Linked DNA regions of Homo sapiens: region 2 is linked to region 1. A link is an interaction called in ENCODE POLR2A ChIA-PET data of the cell type or tissue named here. Cell type or tissue: PC-9. All regions are shown on one strand.

Region 1 (2,500 bases):
TTTGGTAACATGATCTGGGAAAGTAGAATCCTTCCTGCTCTAAATCATCTACTCTTCGGAAATATATAAATTCCCCCTCTACAGTAGCAGAGCTCCACAAGAAGCCTGCCCAATTTTTCCAAAGTTATTTTTTTGATATTGGTGCCCAGATGTAGGTGGCTAAAGTGAGCAGGGAAAGCTAAGTACAGCCCTCCAGTGAAACACAGAAAGTACAAGAGTCTTGAAACAAACTCCAGATCACCCTGTGGCTCTGGGAATCAAACTTCAGAGGTCATCAGGCTGGCGCTTCTGTTATGGTTTATGTCCTGGCCAGTTATCCCATGAGACCACATCTCTTGTTCCATACAGGCACGGACCAAAGGCCTGGGTTCTGCTTGACTCCACTGCTCACTGGATGACCAAGACATGTTCCACATCTACAAACTAGAGGTAATACTGGCTTGCTTTAAAGTTGTAAGGGGAGCAACTTCCTTATGGCATATATTTATGATTTAATACTATGGTCTTTGCTATAACATTGTGGATCGGAATAAGAACTATGCGGCTGAATATGTCCATATCTTTTGTTCAACTGTAGTTGAAGATCTTGTGAGCCTGGGATTAACAGTAATGGCAAAATTTTATTTCCATCAACAGATCTGTATAATTTCTATGGTTAGAAAAAAAAACCCTATATAATTTGGCATGCTTATTGTTTTGCCTCTGTAACAAATAACTCAAATTCATATTTATTGATAAAGAGTTATTTATTTAAGAAAGATGCGTGAAAGCATCTACTCCTTCTAACTCCTTCACATAGTTTTCGGTTCTGATGTATCCTTAACTGCCTTATCATCTTACACTGAGTGTTAATCTGTAACCCCTGATAAGTCCTTGGGGGTAAGAATCTTAGAATATCTATTTATTGAGTTGTAATGGTGCTTTATATATTCTGGATACTAGACCCTTATCAGATACATGGTTTGAAAATATTTTTTCTCTTTCTGTTGGTTGTATTTTCACTTTTTTGATAATGTGCTTTGAATTATGTCTTAAATATTTTATTGTGAAAATCTTGAATTTTGATTATGTCCAACACATTTGTTTTTTTAAACAAGAATCTTAGAATATCTATATATACACGAATACACTAGACATATTAAAACATTAAATAATTTTATTCTTTTCTCATTTACAGTAGCCCAGTGGTAAGCATGTTAGAAAACCTGAAGAAATTTAAAAGTTTTTGGTTTACAAAAAGCATGTATAAAAATACCTGTTCAGACAAACAAAGATCTGATCATTACATTGCCCAGCTTTAAGAATGCCAAAAATAACTAAAATACTGTCAATCAAATGAGAGGGCTACATGGGTTTATTAAAGTTTATTTTAACAATTTTAGCTAAGCAGAATGTGCTAATGTAATTCAAGTTACAGTTACTGCCAGATAACATAAGAGAAAACATTGTGTGTGGCCACTTAAGATTATGCCTCAAACAGATACTGTTTCGTGCGCAGAACAGAGTTGGGGAACACAGCTGGGTTAAGTTTCAATGGTAAGCAGCAATAAAGATCAAGAAAATCCCCAACTTTTCTAATAACCGCTATACAATATGAAAAAAAAAATAGTATCTATCACCACCTCTTAACAATGGACATCAAAATTAGGATTGTAGGTTTTCTAAGTGCTTGGATAAAAAATGCGAACACAGTTAAGATCCTTGGTTAATTATCTTTGATTTTTCAAAACCCCCAAAACATAAAATATTTTGCTTGCTGGTGCATTAACCCATTAGCAATAACCTGAGCTATCTTTTCCTCACCAAGTATTTTGACAGTGCAAAATGTTAGTAGTCTCAGTAGACGCTGCTCACCACATTCTGTCATTGCAGCCTGATGATGAACCATGTCAGGGAGGTATCACTGCCAAGAGAAATGCACAGCAGCCTAAAAGATACATGATTCACTAGCATGCTGGAGTGTCAAAGGTAGATAGGCAGTTTTATGCAAAATGTGAAATATATAATTCAAAATGCCCACAAGCTAACAGAAAATACAGTATTGAATCTTTTAATATCAAAACAAATACTTATTTTGCTACTTTGAACAGTATTCCACATGGACAAGCAGATCGCGATGCTCAGTGGCTGGATACTGTATATTGCACTTGGGACATTCCACCAGGCTTTCATTGAGTGCAGCAGTGGGACTTTTTGGTGAGGCGGCAACTTTTTCTCTGTTTTCAGTCTCTCCTTGGAAAGTGACTAATGGCTCTGTGATGGCAAACTCATGAAGCTGTTTCTGAAAAATAAGTTTCAAATAATAGAATTTGTAAATAGGGCCAATGTTCAGCTTTTTTTTTTTCTTTTTTTGAGGCAGTCTCACTCTGTCACCCAGGCCAGAGTGTAGTGGCACAAACATGGCTCACTGCAGCCTCGACCTCCCAGGCTTAAGCAATCCTCTCACCTCAGCCTCCTAAGTAGCTGGGACTACAGGCACATGTCACCACGTCCAGATAAT
Region 2 (2,500 bases), 200 kb after region 1:
CCCACCAAGCAATCACATATGGCACAAGAGCCAACCCTACTGAACATCGCTGTGCCAGACGGGAGTCTTTGAGTTCTTTTGTGGGTCCCTAGTACCTGGCACATAGTAGGTGCTTATTCCATGCTGCTTGACTGAATAAAGACCACTGGAACTAAGACCTGTATGTTCTGAATCCGGCTTCAGTGCTTTCTCCTGGTTTTAAGGCAAAATATGTGGCCTCTCCAGCAGGTCTTGTTGGCTCGCTCCTTCAAAATACAATTTTTGTGGCGTTACTATATGCCTAGTCCTGTGTTAGGCCCTGGAGATAGGGTGATGAACAAGACTTTATGCTCCCCTCACCCGTCTCTAGAAGCCCACAGTCTAATGAAGGATCTAGAGAATAAATAGATTATCTCAATGCAGAGGCCAGTGCTGTGCCAGGGGTGAGTATGGGGTTGGATGAGAGCACCCAGAGGACATACCAAGCCCAGGAGCAGTCAGGGAGGTTTCCTGGAGGAAGTGACACCTTTCAGCTGAGATTTGAAAGATAAACAGGAGTTTGCCTGGGAGTGGGAGGTGGAGTACAGAGGTGCTACAGGAAAAGCGGAATCACTGTTGGTATTTCGTTGGGTTTAAAATGTAATTATTGTTATTCCTATCTTCAAAGAATGTGCAGTATTTCACTCTTTCTCACCACCACCTCCTCCATCACACTGGCCCATGTTCTCCTCTTGACTCCCAGTTTCTGCTCTGCCCTCTCTTCTCCCCTGTGAGCTCTCAAATAATTACTTGAGAATCATTTCACTTTCCCTACTGGAAATATGCAAAGTGCAATATACATTATTTCTTTCACAAAAGGCAGCCTTCCATCCTTCAATCCCACACCCCTGGCGGAGGAGGGGACTTCCCAGGAGCCCTCTACCTGGGCCACCCAGGGCCCTGTGAGTCCTTCTGTCTCTCTCTTTTAGGGCTCCTTTCGGATCTACCCTCTGCCGGATGACCCCAGCGTGCCAGCCCCTCCCAGACAGTTTCGGGAATTACCTGACAGCGTCCCACAGGAATGCACGGTTAGGATTTACATTGTTCGAGGCTTAGAGCTCCAGCCCCAGGACAACAATGGCCTGGTAAGAGTTTGGGTGTGGGGCCTTCTCCTGTAGCAAGATAATTACAGTCATCAGCCACAATAATTGTCATGTTCTTTCTTTCTGGGCGTCTGTTATCTCACTAGGGGAAAGATACTCCATCAAAACAATGTATTCAGGAGGATTGTCCCCATGGGGATTTATCTAAGAGCTTGCGGGGGGCTTAAGGTCCCCTGGTTCATCCTTCTCATTTTACAGGTGTGAGCCAGGACTCCCCCCCGCCCCCTGCCACCACCCCTGCACCCACACAACTGGCTGCATGCCACCCAAAGGAGAGCATTGCTCCCTTGTCTTAGGCACGGGGTGCCATGGCGGCCACCTTGTCATCAGCTGGGAGTGGGTGTGGAGGCGAGCTGAGTCTGTCCCTGAACTTGACTTCACCTTGCGCCCTACAATGATGTAACATCCCGTCTATTTTGTCCCACAGTGTGACCCTTACATAAAAATAACACTGGGCAAAAAAGTCATTGAAGACCGAGATCACTACATTCCCAACACTCTCAACCCAGTCTTTGGCAGGTAATATACATTCTTAAATGTTTTTCTGGCCTTCATTTCTCCACGGAACATGCATGAAGACTCTAATATGTGTCCAACCCTGTCCTAGGCTCTGAAACTGTGTTTGTGAACTAGATAAACATTCTAGACAGGGGAGCAGGTAATAAATAGATAAACCCAAAATAAAAGAACTTCACAGAAGTGAAGAAGCTTGGTTCTGATAGCTTGCAGGGTAGACAGACAGCATTAGTACTAGTGTTATAGGAGCACAGGCCAGTTGGAGTTTTTCCGGGGACCCCCCTCCCACCTGGCTGTCTGCGGAGCTGTTTATATAAAACATCTCAAAAAAATCTCGCAACTCTGAGGTGCTATTATTATTCCTATTTTATTTTTTTTTAAGACAGAGTCTTGCTGTCACCCATGCTGGAGTGCAGTGGCGTGATCTCGGCTCACTGCAAGCTCCGCCTCCTGGGTTCACGCCATTCTCCTGCCTCAGCCTCCCGAGTAGCTGGGACTACAGGCAACTGCCACCACGCCCGGCTAATTTTTTTTGTATTTTTAGTAGAGACGGGGTTTCACCGTGTTAGCCAGGGTGGTCTCAATCTCCTGACCTTGTGATCTGCCCGCCTCGCCCTCCCAAAGTGCTGGGATTACAGGCGTGAGCCACCGCGACAGGCTGAGACTCAGTGTTTAATGTACTTAGCTTTTAAGAGAAGAGTGAGGGCCAGGCACGATGGCTCACACCTGTAATCCCAGCACTTAGGGAGGCCGAGGTTGGTGGATCACAAAGTCAGGAGTTCGAGACCAGCCTGGCCAACCTGGTGAAACCCCATCTCTACAAAATAACAAAAATTAGCTAGGCATGGTGGTGTGTACCTGTA

Evidence for each region. Peaks named below come from ENCODE experiments on the same cell type or tissue, not always from the same donor. Only the 100,000 strongest peaks of a DNase experiment are listed, where the experiment ranks them.
Region 2: POLR2A ChIA-PET joins it to region 1 with 5 read pairs; 2 of 35 experiments call an interaction of 5 or more read pairs at or near these places.

What each region holds. Positions count from the first base shown.
Region 1 is chr10:93,527,731-93,530,230 of GRCh38, reverse strand. CEP55 (centrosomal protein 55) reads right to left here. Exons shown (of 9, transcript NM_018131.5): 9 at 1,139-2,281. The coding sequence ends at 2,078. Among named protein-coding and RNA genes, the nearest start is that of CEP55, 32 kb to the right of the region's middle. In PC-9, no CTCF peak of the experiment used is centred here; no DNase peak of the experiment used is centred here.
Region 2 is chr10:93,332,361-93,334,860 of GRCh38, reverse strand. MYOF (myoferlin) reads left to right here. Exons shown (of 54, transcript NM_013451.4): 42 at 948-1,103; 43 at 1,549-1,640. Among named protein-coding and RNA genes, the nearest start is that of MYOF, 150 kb to the left of the region's middle. RefSeq lists an enhancer at 1-949. In PC-9, no CTCF peak of the experiment used is centred here; a DNase peak (open chromatin) is centred at 1,110; H3K27ac peaks cover 1,981 bases.